Linked DNA regions of Homo sapiens: all the other regions are linked to region 1. The links are chromatin contacts, found by Hi-C or POLR2A ChIA-PET in ENCODE. All regions are on one chromosome and are shown on one strand. The core of a region is the stretch at or near the end of the contact, and the rest is flanking DNA. Distances in the headings are between cores, read along the strand shown.

Region 1 (4,503 bases), core at 1,690-4,189:
AGAGCGCGAGCGGGAGCCGGACGTGCAGGGGCTCCGCGGCCGGGTGCACAGCGCCATCGCGTGGCCAGCTCGGGGCCGCGGCTCCCTCCCTGTAGAGGCGGCGATGGGCGGGACCACTGCGTCCCTTTAGGATCATCCCCTTATCTAATTAAACTAAAGAGCTGCACAGCAAAAGAAACTACCATCAGAGTGAACAGTCAACCTACAGAATGGGAGAAAATTTTTGCAACCTACTCATCTGACAAAGGGCTAATATCCAGAATCTACAATGAACAACAAATTTACAAGAAAAAAACAACCCCATCAAAAAGTGGGCGAAGGATATGAACAGACACTTCTCAAAAGAAGACATTTTTGCAGCCAGAAAACACATGAAAAAATGCTCATCATCACTGGTCATCAGAGAAATGCAAATCAAAACCACAGTGAGATACCATCTCACACCGGTTAGAATGGCGATCATTAAAAAGTCAGGAAACAACAGGTGCTGGAGAGGATGTGGAAAAATAGGAACACTTTTACACTGTTGGTGGGACTGTAAACTAGTTCAACCATTGTGGAAGTCAGTGTGGCGATTCCTCAGGGATCTAGAACTAGAAATACCATTTGACCCAGCCATCCCATTACTGGGTATATACCCAAAGGATTATAAATCATGCAGCTATAAAGACACATGCACACGTATATTTATAGCGGCACTATTCACAATAGCAAAGACTTGGAACCAACCTAAATGTCCAACAACGATAGGCTGGATTAAGAAAATGTGGCACATATACACCATGGAATACTATGCAGTCATAAAAAATGATGAGTTCATGTCCTTTGTAGGGACATGGATGAAACTGGAAACCATCATTCTCAGCAAAATATCACAAGGACGAAAAAACCAAACACCGCATGTTCTCACTCATAGGTGGGAATTGAACAATGAGAACACACGGACACAGGAAGGGGAACATTACACACTGGGGACTGTTGTGGGGTGGGGGGAGGGGGGAGGGATAGCATTAGGAGATATACCTAATGCTAAATGATGAGTTAATGGGTGCAGCACACCAACATGGCACATGTATACATATGTAACAAACCTGCACGTTGTGCACATGTACCCTAAAACTTCAAGTATAATATAAAAAAAAAAAAAGGATCATCCCCTTATCTCCAGCTCTGGTCTCCGGAGGCCCGTGTGGCTGGAGCAAAAAAGGCAATGGGCCGGTGGAGTCTTGTTTAGTGGGGACGCCGTGGTCAGCTCTGAGCTGTTCCTACTGTTCTTAGTGGAGGTAGCAAGACCCCCGTCTCTCCTGGTGGGTAGTGTGGATGTCGCACAGACAGAAGCTCAGGTGGCAAAGGGTCGTGGAAACTTCTGCACCTTCCAGAATACGTGGGTCCATGGACGTGGACCCACGGCCACGTTAAGGCTCATGTTCATTTGTTCAGTTCACTTATTTAATTCATTTGTTCAGTGGTTCCTTCATTAATTCAGTCAATAATATTGTCTTGAGCACTTACTGTGTGCCAGAACCCAAGGTCGGGGCTAAGGATAGAAAAGAGAACTCGGGAGGCTGAAGCAGGAGAATCGCTTGAACCCGGGAGGCGGAGGTTGCAGTGAGCCGAGATCACCACTGCACTCCAGCCTGGGTGACAGAGTGAGAGTCTCCGTCTCAAAAATAGAAAAAAAAAAGAAAGAAAGAAAGAAAGAAAAAGTAACAGAAAAGATGGCTTACAGTCTTTCTTGCCAGTCTCATGAGGCCAGAATATTTGAAAAAAGCATAAATTAAGATACACAGGATTATGAAACAAACCGATTATACTGTCATGCAGTTATCAAAATATTTTTAAGTGGTGCTATACTCGTATATGTTCTTCGTTGATAGAGGATGTAACAGGATCTACAGACCAATCTATTAACTACAGTCATTTCAAAATAGTGATTAGCCCAGCTGATATTTTGAGATAACTGCATCAACTACGACGTGATAGAAAAACAGCTGTGATTTCTGTTGGAGACAAAGTCACAGACACTGCTAATACACTGTGGCTTGTTGCCGATTTTCATAATTGAGTAAATTGTTAAATCTCAGACAGTGAAAATAATGATATAAATATTTTCCTGTCCAAGTTCATAGACCCCCCTCCTCCAGATTTTATTCACAGACTCCTCGATTAAAAAGCCAGATCGGTGAGCAGAAATAAACAGGGTGAGTGTGGACAGTGATGAGCACTTGGAGGAAATCAACAGGGAGAGAGACTAACGATAAAATCAGAAGGGAGGCCCTGTGTGGGATGCAATGGTCGGGAAACGCCTGGATGAGACCACAGTTCACTCTAAAAGCCCCATACAGAGGTCGGAAACAGCTACCAGGGACTCTGATTTAGCCTGTAAATCTGCACAGTCTTCTTGAACATTTAGATCTGGTGTTCAGGACTGGACTCGGCTTTTGACCACAAGGCCTCCCAATCCGGGAAGTCCAGGTCAGCCTCGTGGACATCCAGAGATTTCATCCCAGGGCACTGAAAGTGAAATCTCTGCCTGGGCCCTGAAGCCACTTGATTTTGCAACTTTACCACCTAAACTTTCCTGGGTCACTCTTGGGGCAACCCATCCAGGGCAAGGGTAGTTTGCATGGCAAATGGAACTTTCCAAAGTTTAACTTGAAAAAGATGGTCGGCATCGGTGTCCTATTTAGAAACCAGGCTCCTTCCAGCCTGGGGATCCCCTGAACCTTCCAGATCTTTATCCAACTTTCATTCAAGCTGTGATTCCCCGGTGCCCCTTCTAAGCCAGCAGCTGTGTGACATCTCTGTTCTCATCCACCCATTTCCAGGCAGCAGCGTGTTGGGGGTGGTTAGGGAGTGTAGTGCTGGGTCACAGGCAGCCTTTGTAACTGCATATGAACCAGTGTGGCAAGCTTGCAGGATGATGTCAGAGCTGGCACCGGCAAAGAACAACTTTGTTGACAAGAAGATTAATTAGACAAATGTAGTGCCCATCAGTTATTGCCACCGCCTCCTCGGGGGTCAGCTCTAGTCAGGCCTTTGCTAGAGATTTTTTTTTTCATCTTTTTAGAGAAAGCTTAATCTCCTAACAAGGCAGCCAAGAAACAGTTCATGGCGTGCCAGAAGAGCAAGTGCATACAAGCATGTTCTGAAGTGAGGGTGCCTGCACACCGCCAGGCTGCAGGGCTGGGGCTGGCCCAGGCTTGGAGCCAACTGGGCCTCTTCCTTCTACCTGTACAGACCCAGCCCCAGGAAGCGTGTTGAGCCCCGAATCCTTCCTCACAAGAGAAGACACCCATTTGTGAGCTCTCTTGGCCTCTCTTCCTCTCTTTCCTGGGAGAGCTGCCCCTTTCATGGAGGGGCGGGCAGACAGCCATGCAGGGTCTTCAGAGCTCGGAGGCTTCCGCCACCTACACCTTCCCTCTTTATCCAAAAGGCACCTGCCCCATTGTCCCATTGTGGGAAGAGGCAATGAATGAATTGCTGAGTGGTAGCGGCCTTATTCATCATTCATCAAATACTCAGTAGGTTTATGGGCATATTATATCCCAGCAACACTGCAGTAAAGGAATGATTCCCATGTATCAGGCCCTGGCCCTGGGGAAGGGGTTATATTCTAGAGGGGGAGGCATGGCAATGAGTAAAATAAATACTCCAAGAAGCTCATCTGCACCAGTGGTAAAGGCCAAGAAGGAGCTAGGAGAGGGGATGTGGTGTTGAGGGCCGGGAGATGGCAGCCATTTTGGAAAAGGTGCCCCTGAGGAGGTGAAATTGAATTGAAACTTGAGGAGGGAGAGAATCTGTGGGGAAGAGCTGACTTCCTGTTGGCTGCAGGGGACAGGAAACTGAGAGTGCCAAGGGAGGGGATGTTCTGTGGATATCTGTTGACTGCATGAATAAAACAAAATGTTTCCAAGCTGTGCTTCTCACACTTTAGTGTTGTGTTAGAATCCTTGGGAAGGAGGGTCTTGTTAAAACATAGATGTCCAGCTCCACTGATTCAGAAGGGCTGGTGCAGGGCCCAGAGAGCTGCATTTTAACAGCCCCCGCCTCCAGGCAGCCCTCCCAGTCCCTCCTGGAGCCCCATCTCCAGGCAGGCGCTCAGCCCTGGATTGCAGCCCTGTCTGTCTGTCAGGCCTACCTGAGGTTTCAGAAAGGCCTCACAGTCAGGCTCCCAGGGGCCCAAAGCCAGTGTGGCTTCAGTGGGACCAACCTGACAGCTCCTTATAACTCTAAGGCCTCCACCTCCCACTGGCCAGCAAGGAGCCCTGGTGGGCAGGGGTGGGGCCTGCTCTGTCTCATCAGGCTATGCCCTATCTAGGGCAAGGGGTCCCTGGGGCTGGGGATGGGCTTCCCCTGGATCCTGTACCCTGCCTTTTAGAGTCACGGATACCTGGAACCCTGAGCCAACCTCCAGGTTTGTGTGGGCCTCTCTCCCTGGGTCCATCATTCTTCTGTGGGTGATGGCTCAGCTGGAACTGGGTGGGGGCGTGGATATGTGGG
Region 2 (4,942 bases), core at 1,181-3,680, 320 kb before region 1:
TGGGCAGAAAGTGTCTATTAATTGATAGTATTTCAATTCTGTATAGAAACAACAGAACCACTGGCATTGTTCCATAAAGTTAGGATTTCAGCCTGTAATGTTGTAAGTGGACTTAGCAAAATTTACCACCAATCCAGGCATGATGCTGCTGAGCCTCCTGCGGAGAAAATGCACACAAGGCCATTCTCCCCAGTTGTCCTGTGCAATATCATCATCCTGACGGAGCAGGTGAGTGGCTGCCTCTGATTCTTGAGTGGCTGAGTAGAGCCATCCTTTAGTATGGACATCCAGCTCCTACCTCTGGGTCCATTTCCCAGAGCTGTCCTGCACTGCATCACTCACAGTCACATAATCAAAATAAGCGAACTGGTTCCTTCATGTCCCCAAGCTCAGAAAATGTTCTGTCTCCTTGTGGTGCAATGTGATGGGCCGACAGAAAATAAATAAAAACGTATTCAACCCATTAGTATTTGGAAGGCAAACATTTCCTAGTGAAAATAAAGTCTGCGACTACATGTTGAGACAGATGTTCACACTTGCTACTCTTGTTAGAGCACTTAAGAAAATAAATTCAAGATAAGAGAGGCATGGGCATTCCTGGGGCCTGTGTGTTCTCAGCTCTTCAAGTCCTTGCAAACAGTCTTCAGGGTACAAAGGGGATAAAATATAGAAATAATTTTCCCAACAATCCCACCTAAATTTTCTCAATTGAGCCAATAATTGGGGCAAATGGGATTTTAAAAAATTACATAATCTATATATAATTAATTACTTTAATGGCCTTCTTTGTTTTGCATACAAAGATTTAATGTTCTGCCAATGTGCTGGCATAGAAAGACGTGTTTGGAATACACCTTATATGGACAGCAATGAACTCAGCCAGTTTGCACTTGTTTCTCCCGTCTGGGTTTAGGCGCAGCCACACAAAGAAATTTAACTACAATCATCCCAAGATCATTGAAATATCTGGGCTTCATAACTGCTTGAAATTTTCCTGTGATAGAAATGAACTTTCCCAGTCCATTGTTTTCATTTGATGAATTTAGTGGTTGTGGATGTGTTTATTCAAGTATCATTGACATATTTTAAATAAAATGACATTTCATGAGTGATTCAGCTTGAAGTGTATTTAAGTAAATGAGAACTGCTTTCTCTCTGACAGGATTTAGAGAAAAAAATAAACTCCCAAATATTACTATATTTATAATCTTTGATTTTCTTTTATTTTTTCTTTTCTTTTCTTTATTTTTATTTTTATTTTTTATTTTTTTGAGACAGAGTCTCCCTCTGTCACCCAGGCTGGAGTACAGTGGCGCGATCTCGGCTCACTGCAAGCTCCGTCTCCCGGGTTCACGCTATTCTCCTGCCTCAGCCTCCCAAGTAGCTGGGACTACAGGCATCCACCACCATGCCCGGCTAATTTTTTGTATTTTTAGTAGAGATGTGGTTTCACCATGTTAGCCAGGATGGTCTCAATCTCCTGACCTCGTGATCTGCCCGCCTTGGCCTCCCAAAGTGCTTGGATTATAGGAGTGAGCCACTGTGCCCAGCTGTCTTTGATTTTCTTTTAAATCCCAAAAGCCTGTGCTTTATAACTTCTTTGATTCATATATTCCGTGTTTGTTGGATGTATTATATTCCAAGCAGTATATACTGCACCTTCCCATGCTTGATCTTATTTCATGTGAAAACTCTCCTCTGCCTACTTATTGTATTTTCATATTCATGAGCTCAACATAATTTTTTCTTTTAAATATATTTGTAATGAGTTCATGTTTCTATTTTTGTACTGCTGTCAATTATCAAAACACACCAAGGAGGGAAACCTGAATTAGGAATTGTCTTCTCACATTTATTTTAGAAAAGAGTCTTAGAATTGGTGACTAATTGTACCAGCATGGGGCTTATTAGCAGGTTAAAGCCCTGTGTAGGTGAATCTTTAAAGAAGGCCAAATGAATTTCTTGTGCAAATTTAAGGTTTACCAAGAAAAAAATAAACCCTTCTGTAATCATGCTGAGAAGAGATCAGGTGGTGGTGTACATGTAGGACACAAAATAAATACAAAAGGCAGGACCCCCTTTCCATTCAGCTGTGTTTTATTAATAAACCTCTAACCATCATAAGTTGCTGGGAAAGCTGTCCAGATGTTTGCAGCTCACCCCTCTTGTCGCCTGGGTCACTCCTGCAAGAGTTGCAATTTAGCTGATTTCAACACTACAGTAGCTTGATATAATTAAAGACTCAGTAGGGTGTGTTTTTAACACTATTAAGTCATGAAGGACTTTTCAGGAACCAGGAATGTTCCTTCATCGCAGTAAAGAGGGCAACATTGTCATAACACGAAGAAACCAGGGAGCTGCTTTTTAAAAAGAGTTAATGTACTCGGTGACGAATGCAATTCTGACATCAATTATGGAATCAATAAAAAAGACTGCCAGGTCCACGGAGCTTTCTTTGCCCTTTCTTGATAGAAGGTAAGACTGCAGCAGGGTCAACAAGACTGTGCTTGCTTAACCAAAGCAATAAATTGTCTCTGTCAGAATTGGATTTTAAAAGATGTTCTAAACAATCTTTTTTGGTGCTGAAATCTGTTTCTGAGCTCAATTTACCTAATTCCTGAGAACAACAAAGGCTCAAACGAGGATTTTTGTTCCACCTAAACTGCTTTTAAAATAACATATAGATATTGCTCCACAAATCTTTCAACAGCTCAGTCCTGTGAGTAAAATATGAGGCAATGGAGGAAGGCTGGGGCTGAAAGAGAATCTAGGAGCAACCGAGTTGCTGAGACAAAAATGAAGAACAGTATAGCGGCACCAGAAGGCATTTAAATAGATTGAATGGCTCAGAAGACGTTCTGAAGCTACTTTCCTGAGGCTAGGCCATGTTCAAGGTCCGTGTTCAAAACAAACCCGTGTCAAGGATGTGTTCTACCCTAGGGAGCTGGCCTGCTGTCATCCTGCAGACCTTCCCACCCAGCACCTTGAGTGGGCCTGGGCTCTCTTTAAGCTTTCAACAACCCCTCTGGGAGCACCAGGGGAGGGTGTGTGTGAAGACCTTCCACATGCTCTGTGATCGTTTATTTAAGCTTGGTTTTACTATCTAAGTACTACAGCAGTTAACGATCAGACTCAGAGACAAGTCTCATAAATCAAGACAGTGGCCTTTAAACTCCCCACTCCTTCTGTTCCGGTAACCAGGAGGGAATAGCATACCATAAGAATGGGTCGAGTGCCTCTCATGGAGCTGTGTGGGGAACCCCAAAGTTGCCATCGACATGTTACAGTGAAATGTTCACAGGAGGTGATGGGGGGTGTGTGGTCAGAAAGAATCAGGAGCCTTCTGTGTTGTGGTCACATGATGCCCACCTCGGGAGACCTAAACCGCTGTTTGCCCAGATCTGGAATGTTTCAGGCATTTTGAGGTAGCCCAGGGGGTGAAAAGGACCCAAAAGAGAGTCACAAAACTATGATTGAAGGTTTCAGGAGCAAGAGTAGTGTGCAAGTTCTAGGTCAAGGATGTGAAGTGTGGCCTGGTCAAAGGCTGACTTGTGATTATTGTCAGCAGAGAAATATTTGAAGGGCCCAGACAGCCAGGTGAGGACAACGTTGTTTTGTTTCTGCACTGCCTGGGAGGGGTGCAGACCATGAATTATGTCCATTAGGCCAGGGAGTGTTCAGTATGGCAATCCAGGCATGTGTCTGAATGAAAATCCAACTGGATCCTGGACTGGCTTTGGCAAATTAAGGACTTGTTTTCCCCTGGATGCCTGGCCTAAGACTAAATTCACCCCATGGGAATGCCTGTTTCGGGCTGTCATGAAGAGGAGCGCCCTGATCTAATTGAAACCTTGGTTCCTGACTCGATCCAATTAGCATGCCTGGTTAGTTGAGTTCCTTTGGGGACTAGAGGATTCAAGTGACCAGAGGCAATGGAAAGTTCCCATTTTGAGCTGGAAGTAAACCAGATGTTGAGAATGCGACTGGCTGTCAGTGTTGATCCTGGTTCACATGAGATGGCTCCTTGCAGATGCATGGGCTAATCAAAGCCAACTGGCTGTCTGGTTTTATATAGACCTGGTCCTCTTGTCTAATCGCCGCCCCTTACCAATAATGACTCAGCCTTTAAACAAGCTTAATTGTAATTCAGCTTGAGGATTCACTAATCTTTTACTGAGCACCTACTATGTGTCAGGCACCACGCATGAGACATTTGGGGTATGCATGAGATGCTCTCCATAGCAAGATCTTTAAGGCCACACACATGACCTGGCCTTGACCTAGCTCTTCAGCCACATCTTGTGCCACCTGATGCCTTTGGTGCTGCAATCACACTGGTCTCAGGGCCTTTGCATGTACTGCCTCTCTACTTGGAATGCACTTGCTCTTCCCACAGCTGCATGCATCCCATCTTTCAGGACACAAGTGCCTTCCCTGAAATACCCCTTCTAGAGTAGATTCCCCACCCAAGCGTCCAAGAGACAACAATAGTAATAGTAACTATTACATCCTAACCCTACTTATCCTATTTTCCCTTTGTATCCCTTATGATAATTTGCAATTCTTTTACGTTTCTTTGCCCAGTAAAGCATATTGGCTTAGAGTGTGAACTGTGGGGTCAGATTGCCTTGACTCAAATCTTGACTGCAATTCCCTGGCTCTGTGTCTGTCATTAAGAACCTCAGTGCCTCATTTCCTCATTTGTAAAACAGTATTGATAACAATAGTTTCCTTTTCATGTCACTTAAATCCATTAGTTTCTGTCTTATAGTCTAGATCATCTGCTTACCACAACATTAATTTATCTATGAATAGACAGAAAGTAACTCACAAGACAATCTCAAAAACTTGTATTCTTAAACTATGATTATTAAAATAACTATCTTTATCAAGTGGAGCAATTTACAACTACAAAATTGTTGTAAATTGTGCCACTATAAAA
Region 3 (5,100 bases), core at 1,507-4,006, 380 kb before region 1:
CTTTGCACTGAAGACACAAAGGAGAAGGAGCGGCGTCCTCCACTGTCATTGAGCTCACAGCCTCGAGGGCACAGAGGGTATAAAGCTCAATAACCAACATGTTCCAGTGTTATACAAATGGCCAACAAGCCCATGAAAAGATGCTCAACATCTTTAGCCACTGACAAAAAGTAAATCAAAATCACAGTGAGGCCGGGCACGGTGGCTCACACCTGTAATCCCAGCACTTTGGGAGGCCGAGGTCAGGAGTTCGAAACCAACCTAGCCAACATAGTGAAACCCCATATTTACTAAAAACAAACAAACAAACAAACAAACATTAGCCGGCTGTGGTGGCATGCACCTGTAGTCCCAGCTACTCGGGAGGCTGGGGCAGGAGAATGGCTTGAACCTGGGAGGCAGAGGTTGCAGTGAGCCAAGATCGCACTACTGCACTCCAGCCTGGGCAACAGAGTTAGACTCTGTCTCAAAAATAAAACCACAATGAGGAACTACTTCATATCCACTAGGATGGCAATAATAATAATAATAATAATAATAATAATAATAATAAAAAAAGAAAAAAAGTGTTGGTGAGGATATGGAGAATTGGAACCCTCACACACTACTGCTGGGAATGTAAAATAGTGCAGCCACTATGGAGACAGTTTGGAGTTTCCTCAAACATTTAATCATAGAATTAGCCTATGATCCAGCAATTCTACTCCTAAGTATATACCCTAAAGAACTGAAAACAGCCATTAAAGAAATACATGAATGTTTACAGCAGACCTATTTACAATAGCCAAAAGATGTGGACATCTCAAATGTCTATCAACAAATGAATAAAAATGTGGCATAGCCATACAATGGAATAGTATTCAGCCATAAAAAGGAACAAAGTGCTGATACATGCTACGACATGGATGAACCTTGAAAATACTATGTTAGGTGAAAGAAGCCAGACACTAAGGGTTACATATTGAATGATTCAATTTACATGAAATATCAAAAATTGGTACATCCATAGAGACAGAAAGATTTGTGGTTGCCAGAACTGGGGGCAGGTGGGAATGGGGAGTGGCTGCTTAATGGCTACGGAATTTCCTTTCGAAGTGATGAAAATTCTTAGAATTAACGGTAATACATGCACAACATTGTGAATGTACTTAATGCCATTAAATTGTACTTTTTTTTTTTTTTTGAGATGGAGTCTCACTCTGTCACCCAGGCTGGAATGCAGTAGCGTGATCTCAGCTCACTGCAATCTCTGCTTCCTGGATTCAAGCGATTGTCCTGTCTCAGCCTCCTGAGTAGCTGGGACTACAGGCACGTGCCACCACATCCGGCTAATTTTTTGTATTTTTAATAGAGTTGGGGTTTCACCATGTCAGCCAGAGATGGTCTTGATCTCCTGACGTCGTCATCTGCCGGCCTCGGCCTCCCAAAGTGCTAGGATTACAGATGTGAGCCACCGCGCCCACCCTAAATTGTACATTTTAAGTGGTTTTATTTTATATCAATTTTACCCCAATATATTAGTGAAAAAAAATACGGACAACTACTTATGGTTTAATGAGGACTATATGAGAAGTGTGGTCCCAGCACTGTAGGGACATGGGCGGAGAGAGACTGCCCCTGTCTAGGGGTGTTGGAAAGGACAGGTTTGTGGAAGGAGATGACCTCATCTGTAAGGATCTTGAAAGAAGGGTGCTCCACGTAGAGGGAGGTATGAGTATGGAAATGTGAATAAGCATGATTTGCTTTTGAAACATGAGACCTCTTACCTCTTGCAAGGTTGGCAAGTAGAACAGGCTAAAAATGGCGTAATGAAATTAAAAGAGCAAACTAACATTTATTGGGCATCACTATGGGCCAGGCAGCATGTTAAGGACTTTGTGTCCATTAGGTTAATTCTCCCAACAATTCTAATTTCTTTTTTTCTTTTTGTTGAGACAGAGTCTTGTTCTGTTGCCCAACCTGGAGTGCAGTGGCATGATCTTGGCTCACTGCAACCTCCACCTCCCAGGTTCAAGTGATACACCTGCCTCAGCCTCCTGAGTAGCTGGGATTACAGGATGTGCCACCACACCTGGCTAACTTTTGTATTTTTTTTAGTAGAGACAGGGTTTCACCATGTTGGTCAGGCTGGTCTCAAAATCCTGACCTCGTGATCCGCCCTCCTTGGCCTCTCAAAATGCTGGGATTACAGACGTGAGCCACCGTGCCTGGCCAACTTTAATTTCTTTTTCCAGTTTTCATCACTGATGTAGCTGGTGTGAGAGAAGGCAATTTGTCCAACGTTGTGTGGAATCTTCATTTGCACAACTATATCTAAAGAGCACACACAGAGGTGGGTGTTTGTAAAAAGATGAGCATGAGGTGTCATCCCTCCTGCTTAATGCCCCTTTATAAATTCCAACCTGCATTCAGGGATGGCAGGAGAAGCTTAGTTCTTAGAACCAAATATAAATGTGTGTGTTATCGATCTCCTGTGTGTTAGGTTACAGGAGACAGTTGTGAGATGGTGCTACTTTTTATTACAGTAGTAAAAATAGTTAAAATATGTTTAAGCAGACCTAGACCAGACTTCGGTGGGTCACAGGTTCAACAGAACACAGTTTGGAAACCACTGCTCACATTGTTTTATCAGACACTATTCAGTCTTGTTCAATCATATCATGTAAGTTTGCGAGTAGATTACAATCTTACTGTGACTCACATATGAGTCATTTCTCAGCATGTTACCTGTAATATGTGTTCAAAAATTTATTGTTCAAACACAAGGTTATTCTTTTGTCCTCAGGACTCCTGAGAGTCAAACCTGATGAGTTGATCATTTCTCCAACTCATTGTATACTTCTGTAATGTCTCTTTATGAGCAATTTCCCTTTTGACCTTTGTAACTGCTGGAAGATTCTTTATAGTTCTCCTATATCCCTCATATCATCGTTAAAATATGTTTCATTTTAGAATGATTTTAGATTTACAAAAAAATTGCAAAGATAATAGAGTTCCTGTATACCTCACACCTAGTTTCCCCATTATTGACTTTTTTTTTTTGGTAGAGTCTTGCTCTGTCACCCAGGCTGGAGTGCAGTGGCATGACCTCAGCTCACTGCAATATCTGCCTCCCGGTATCAAGCAATTCTTCTGCCTCAGCCTCCAGAGTAGCTGGGATTACACACATGTGTCACCATGCCCAGCTAGTTTTTGTATTTTTAGTAGAGATGGGGTTTCACCATGTTGGCCGGGCTGGTCTCAAACTCCTGAACTCAAGTGATCTGCCTGCCTCAGCCTCCCAAAGTGCTGGAATTACAGGCATGAGCCACCATGCCTAGCCGACATGTTTTATTAGTGTGGTACATTTGTCATAACAAATGAATTAGTATTAGTATATTGTTATTATTAAGTGCATGTGCTATTCTGATTTCCGTAGCTTTCATCTAATCTCGTTTTTTGGTTTCAGGATCCTATCGAGGATCCCACCCAGGATCTCATATCATGTTTAGCTGTCATGTCTCCTAAGGTTCCCCTTGATAGTGACAGTTTCTCAGACTTCCCTTGTTTTCAATGACTTTCCTCATTTTGATCTGAAATACTGGTCAAGTATGTCATAAAATGTCCCTCAATTGGAATTTTTTTTTTCTGATTTTTTTTTTCATGCTCAGGGTAGGGTTATGGGTTTGGGGGAGGTAAGGTGCTATTCTCATCATACCGTGTCTAGGGTACATTCTATCAACATGACTCATGGCTGTTGATGTTGACATTAACTGCCTGCTGAGGAGTGTTTGCCAGGCCTCTCTGCTGCAAAGCAGGTTACTCCTTTCCCTGCTTACATACTGTGCTCCTGAGAAGGAAGCCACCGGGTAAGGTGCACACTGGAGTGGAATGTTATGTTCCACCTCCTTGAGCTTTAGACCAGGGGTCCCCCACCCCTGAGTCACAGACCAGTACTGGTCCGTGGTCTGTGAGGAACTGGGCGGCACAGCAGGAGGTGAATGGCAGGTAGGTGAGCATTACCACCTGAGCTCCGCCTCCTATCAGATCAGTGGCAGCATTAAATTCTCATAGGAGCGCGAGCCCTACTGTGAACTGTGCATGGGAGGGATCTAGGTTGCACACTCCTTATGAGAATTTAATACCTGTTGATCTAAGGTGGAACAGTTTCATCCTGAAACCATCTCCCCACCCTCCTGATCTGTGGAAAAATAGTCTTCCATGAAACCAGTCACTGGGGCCAAAAAGGTTGGGGACTTCCGCTTTAGACCATCAAAACATTTTCTCCTTTCTGTTCTCAATGAAGGAGGGCATTTGGCCAGTACAAAGGAGAAATGTCTACCTGGGAAGTGGGGGCTGCTGTTCACTGCATCACTGACCTCTATGTGCTACATACCATTAGTGCCCCCTGCCTTCAGATGGGACAAAAGTGCCCCAAGACGTTTCCAAATATCTCCTGGGGGGCAAGATTCTCCCATCTCTAGCCTCTGGTTGAGAACTACTGCCTTACAGTAAATCGTGGTACTGAGATGACACTGCAAAGAAAGATCTAAAAGTTACATGTATGTTAAAATAGAATATTTCTTCCCCAGGCACAAAACTGGGGAATGCCCCCATTCATGAGTTAAACTTGACAGAAAACTCAGGAAATATATATATTTATTTAGTTTCAAAGTACTGCCCAATTCCAGGGACATAGAACACAGAATGAATGGTTGTGTTTTCATGCATGCAATTCATAGGATACAGCATGAATGGTGCCACCTGAAATTGTGCAAGGCAATGGCCCTGAATTTTCAATCCTAAAGACATTTCTAGCATGCTTCTCCCTTTGTGTTAGTCAGGAGGGATAAGGTTATGCATGTTAACAAACATCCACCACATTTTAGTGACTTAAAATATCTAAGATTTCTCATTCAGGCTACATGTCCTATGAGGGTCACAGATGATTCTGCTCCTTACAGATATTCAGAAACCCAGGCTGTTGGAGGCTTTGTCTTTCATGTTATTCAACAATCTTTATAGCAGAGAAAAGTGAGTGCTGCAGTATCTTACACTCATGATTATATCTTTCTGGAAGGGACAGTCATCAGACTGCACACTTTTCATTGGTCAAACCAA
Region 4 (4,825 bases), core at 1,630-4,129, 490 kb before region 1:
ATGATCAAATACTGATTGCCTAATTGCTGTCCCTGGAGGCTGAGTGGATGTGCATGACCTCCATCCACTGGTTGAGAATGTGTTTCCCCACACTCTTGCAGATCCTTGTAGGTTTTTGGCAACCAGATGGGGAGTTTTAATTTGGAACTTTCTTATTATGAGCAATGGTGTACACCTTTTAATATATTTTAAAAGACTGTCATAATTTCTTTGCTATGAGCTTTTCATAGCCTTCGCCTATATTTTCTGTTGGCCTTTGTTTTGTAGGAGATACTTATAAAGCAACTGATGTCTGTTTGTGATATGTTTATCATTTACCCGTTAGCTTTATTAATAGCATTGTTTTCCTTCCCAGGAAAAAAAAATAATGTGTTCAAGTGCTCCAGTTTTTCTTTCTAAGACTTTTAAGTTAAGTGATTACTTATAACAGTCTTCCCCATTCCAATATTATAATACTATTTTTCTTGTATTTTTATGATTTCAATGTATCATTTAATCTTTGATACAGATGGAATTTATTTGGCCATGTGGTGTGAGGTAGGGTTGCATTTTCTCCCCTAGATAATTGAGATATTAATAGTTACTTTTGAGGTCAGATATCCATTTCCCATAGAAAATAAAGCAATAAAAGTTCAATCCTAACATGAGGGAAGCCTAAACCCACTTCATTGCTTGGTCCAGGCTGGGAAGGCCATCTCTGCACTGGAACCAGAGGATGGCCTGTTCTTGGCCTTTCCCAGATGAGGAAGCGTAGAGCAGTGGTTAAGAGCAAGAGTCCAGAGGCAGGTGGACGGAGTGAAAGTGCTTCTCTCTCAATACCTAGTTGTATGACCCTGGTCAAATGTTCTCACCTCTTTAATGTGCTTTCTCCTCATCTGCAAAACAGGGATAATATCAGTACCTGCATCATAAAATGGTGGTGAGAAGTAAACAAAGTCCTGAATGTGAACTGCACTGCACAGTGCTTGGCAAGGGAACACAGGGGAGCTGCTGCCATTATCATTGTCACCATTACCCTCACCACCACTATTTGGACCCTTGGTGATGGCTCCAACCTCAGGCCTGCCATTTACTGATGTAGAAGTGACTGGAAAGTGCTGGCTTCCTTTCCTCTTTCCCAGGATAGAAAGCTGACCTGGGGCTCCTCCACCTGGCCTGGCTCCATCATTCAGACAGTCTTCTTCCAGGGCAGCAAATGACCTCAGATGTTTGCCCTGGGCCACCCAAGGGGAATTTTGGGCTTTCTTTGTGTTCCATCCATTTCTCAGTCTTTTCAATTAAGTGAAATCAAGTAAAAACACAAATCAAGTGATCCCTGAAGGGAGATGAGATCTCACCAGGGAGTACTAGAGAACTACAACCAAAGTAGCTTGGCATGTTGCAGGTGGTAAATGGAGGTTCAGAGTGTGAAAGTGAATATATAACCCCAAATTAATGATTTTATGGTAGACCAGGACCCCCTGGGCCCTGATTCTTTGAGCAGAGCTTCATCTTTGCAACCATGGCTCCCAGCCCCACTGTTTCTTCAGGTGGCAGTGTCAAGGGGAAAGGAGCCCTGGGTCCTTTTTTTTTATTTAAAAAAAATTTTTTTAGATGGCTCATAAAGCCACCTCCTTTTTTGAGGAAGGGGTATGAATCTCAGGGAGGGTTCCTGCTACAAGGCCACTTGGCATCACCCTTGGCTCTGCTTGGAGCAGCCTCCAGGCAGTGACATTTCAATTGCTGCAAGTCTGGAGCTGTATTATGCCATGTGTATCAGGAGAGTAATTGGATAAATTGGCCCTGGAGGGGTTTTGGTAACCATTACTTTCAGTTATTTTGTGATCCCCCCCACAGGGGAAGAGTGGGTCCTTTTCTTCAACTGCAGCATGAAGCAGGCTGTACGCAGCCCCATCACCTACCTCAGCTACAGAGCAGATCCGATGGCCTTAGGGGACCAAAAGCTGGGGAGCGGCTGGGTGTTGTACCTTTGCTTTCTCCTTTCTGCTGCAGGTGAACCCTGTACCACTTAAGCCTGATGTCCATGGCTGTTCTCAGCAACTTCCAAGCATTACTTTCAGTTATTTTGTGACCTTTGATGAGGCAGCTACTTCTTTCTCCTCCCAGCCTCAGATAAGGGATGACACAATTCAGAGAATGAGAGAGTCAAATTCTTGTGGTTTGGGCTTAAAAGGAGAACTAGATGAAGAGTTAGGTTATGGGGTCCCCATGCTCTCAGGACTGGGGAGATGCCCCAGAGAAGCAAGAGAGGTTGGGTTTAGCTGGGTCCTCCAGAGGGGACTGTGCATCCTGCCCAGGACCTGGGGAAATGGTGGTAAAACCAGAAACCCCAGGCAGGTGGCGGGGATCTGCGATCCAGGGCATCCACGCCTCCCATCGCCCGGGGTCTCTGGTTCTGGAGTAGAATGATCTGTCCAGTGATCTTAGGGAGGCTGACCTGAGGCTGCTTTACAGGAGGTCTCTGAATCCAGAGGTGAATTTAATTGTTAGATGACTTAAGGTTTAAACAATTTGAGACCCTCTTTAGAAAACAAAATTAGAAATGATAAATTTCAGATGAGATACAGGCAGTGTCTCTTTTGGGGGTGATGAAATGTTCTGGAATTTGTGTGATCATTGGACACGTCTGCAAATATACTACAAAACACCGAATTGTCCACTTTAAAAGGGTGAATTTTATGGCATGTGAATTAGTTATAATTAAAAAAATATATTGTTAAAAAAATCAAGTAAGGGTTCTAGAAGGGGCCCAACCTGAGAGGGCCTGCAGCAAAGCTTTGCCCACTTCACGGTGCAAACTCTGCAGTCCAGTATGGCTAAGAGTGGCGTGGGCAGAGGGCCAGAGGCAGGAGAGTCCTGCTAGTAGCTGCTGTGTGGACAGATGGCCCCCTTGAGGATCAGATCCTTCCCCTTCTCTGGCCTACCTCCCACAGCCAGGCCCGAGTGAGCCTCCAGGAACTTCCATGCAATCTTGGAGGAAACAGAGTGGGAATTAACGGGGATGAGGCTTCAGCTTTGTGGGATGGGACCAGGAAAACAAAGAAGCCACATGTCTTGTACTCCTGATTTTGACCCAGCCTGTGTATACAAGCTCTGGCTTTGAGGGGCTCAATGACCAGGCCTCTCTCCGGCCCTGCAGCCAGGAAGGCTGACCAGAGGAACCCTGCTTCTACCCCTGTGAGGTTTTTTTTTGTTTTGTTTTTTGGGTTTTTTTGGGGTTTTTTTTTTTTTTTTGGATGGAGAAAATGCCTGCAGTCTGGGCAAACAGACGAGGCTCTTTGGAGGCCAGGGATATGCCACTGTCATATTTATAATATAATGCTTGTTTATCTTGAATCGGACCCGGCTCTCTGCATAACTTCTGTTCCTCACATTTTGAAGATTTGGGCCCAAAACACATTTCAGGGAATAAGGAGAAAGCCCTTGTTTGAAAATGAACCAGCAAAATAAATCATTGTGTTTCTGAAACAATGCCCACTGCATACTTTTCAATTCTGAGCTTTGGCAGCAGCGTTTTTAAAAAGCACACACACAAAACCTATCACATAATTCTTTCTGAAAGGCTCATTCAGCAGGCCTGCCTTTCAGTTCCCAGCCCCCTCTTTCTTCTCTCTTTTTTTCATCTATTTTAAACCAGCCCTTCTGGTGAGAGGGCAAGTGTACATACAGCCTTCCATTGTGTTTGTAAAACAGAGCCATATCAGTTGAGAAGTAATGATAACATTTGTAGTTATGCAAGTGGAGATAACAGTAATCAGATCTCTGCTCTGGGCAAAAAATCCTAGTGGCCAGAACCTAACAATGGGTTAGGGTGTTATGTTGAAAGGTGAGGGAGTTGTGTTTGTGTGTTTTTGTTTTAGCAAAGCACCAAGCCCTTTGTTTTTCCTGCTGGAGGATCTCCTAGTTAAAGCCCTTCCGAAGCTGACCGGTTAAGGAGACCCTTTCCTAAATGGAGATCTGTGGTTCCTCTGCTCACTCGAGTTTTCCTGGCTATTTTTTCTGGCGTCAAGTGATTTAGGGTTTCCTCTGCTTTCCAGCAGGTAATGTGACCTCTCCAGATTAGAAGGAGCTGAGGCTAATGTATTCGCTCAAGCAGAGGCCAGTGGAATGATAGCATCAGTTTGCACTGCCATTTGGGTTTTTTAAAAAGAAAGGTGTTGTTCTGGAGTTGCCCTTATTCTTTCCAAATCTGATTCCCCTGTGGCGGTTTCTGTTGCATTTTTCCTCAAACAACATGCAAATATATTGATACCTGGGAGTTTAAACAACGGCAAGAACTGGAAGGTGCAATTTCCAAGAAATGCCAGGCCCAAAACAGCACCCAGCCGTGTCTGGATTTGACATAATGGAGACCAAGGTTCTCAAAATGTGAGCTGTATTTAGAGATCACGAAGTTAACTCCTGATTAGGTGTTGGATATCTGAGTTTCTCTGCTGGTTGGTTTCTCTGATTTCATTTTGGGGTTGCCATTTACTTATTTTGGTTGGGGGAAGTAGTAGCCTTGGGTTCTCCAGATGTAGCAAAGAATATCTTAGTGTAGACCAAGTGCCCCATCATAGAATGGCTGTCAAGAGACATATCCTGATTCTTATCCGACTTAGGCAGAACGTTGGATCCACAATAACCGTAATTCTCAATAAAATGGAGGCCCAGATATTTTTGTCTTCTGCTCTGAAGCGTTCCTAATTACATTAGAGATAAAATGCAGGTTTTTCTACTTTTCTTCTGGACACCTGAAGAAATGCTCCATTTTGCTCTCCTTTCCTACTCTTATTTACCCAGAAAAGAAACTGGAAAAAATATGAATGTAGACATGGAATTGCGA

What was found. A loop is a pair of places that touch in the nucleus more often than their neighbours do. ChIA-PET counts read pairs that join two places held with the same protein, here RNA polymerase II (POLR2A). Pooled maps may share reads with other maps.
Region 2: a loop to region 1 is called in a map of DLD1, with 10 times the contacts of the local background. The contact joins two enhancer-like sites. A Hi-C loop is called at or near these places in 1 of 168 maps with a recorded cell type or tissue (DLD1) and 2 of 50 pooled maps. POLR2A ChIA-PET finds 5 or more read pairs at or near these places in 1 of 52 experiments (T-cell).
Region 3: a map of HCT116 shows a loop between it and region 1 (32-fold over the local background). The contact joins two enhancer-like sites. A Hi-C loop is called at or near these places in 4 of 168 maps with a recorded cell type or tissue (HCT116, MCF 10A, dorsolateral prefrontal cortex and 1 more).
Region 4: a loop to region 1 is called in a map of Caco-2, with 4 times the contacts of the local background. The contact joins two enhancer-like sites. A Hi-C loop is called at or near these places in 2 of 168 maps with a recorded cell type or tissue (Caco-2 and prostate gland), 2 of 37 single-sample maps with no recorded cell type and 5 of 50 pooled maps.

The regions. Positions count from the first base shown.
Region 1 is chr10:120,944,616-120,949,118 of GRCh38, reverse strand. The region is part of intron 2 of LOC105378519 (a long non-coding RNA gene); the gene reads left to right. Among named protein-coding and RNA genes, the nearest start is that of WDR11, 96 kb to the right of the region's middle. Within about 2 kb of position 2,939, at least 8 of the 41 ENCODE cell types and tissues checked have a DNase peak (open chromatin) inside an H3K27ac peak, as active enhancers do.
Region 2 is chr10:121,261,140-121,266,081 of GRCh38, reverse strand. All of the region lies in intron 1 of LOC105378523 (a long non-coding RNA gene), which reads left to right. Among named protein-coding and RNA genes, the nearest start is that of LINC01153, 85 kb to the right of the region's middle. Within about 2 kb of position 2,430, at least 3 of the 41 ENCODE cell types and tissues checked have a DNase peak (open chromatin) inside an H3K27ac peak, as active enhancers do.
Region 3 is chr10:121,323,692-121,328,791 of GRCh38, reverse strand. No RefSeq gene overlaps it. Among named protein-coding and RNA genes, the nearest start is that of LINC01153, 150 kb to the right of the region's middle. Within about 2 kb of position 2,756, at least 2 of the 41 ENCODE cell types and tissues checked have a DNase peak (open chromatin) inside an H3K27ac peak, as active enhancers do.
Region 4 is chr10:121,435,870-121,440,694 of GRCh38, reverse strand. No RefSeq gene overlaps it. Among named protein-coding and RNA genes, the nearest start is that of FGFR2, 160 kb to the left of the region's middle. Within about 2 kb of position 2,879, at least 2 of the 41 ENCODE cell types and tissues checked have a DNase peak (open chromatin) inside an H3K27ac peak, as active enhancers do.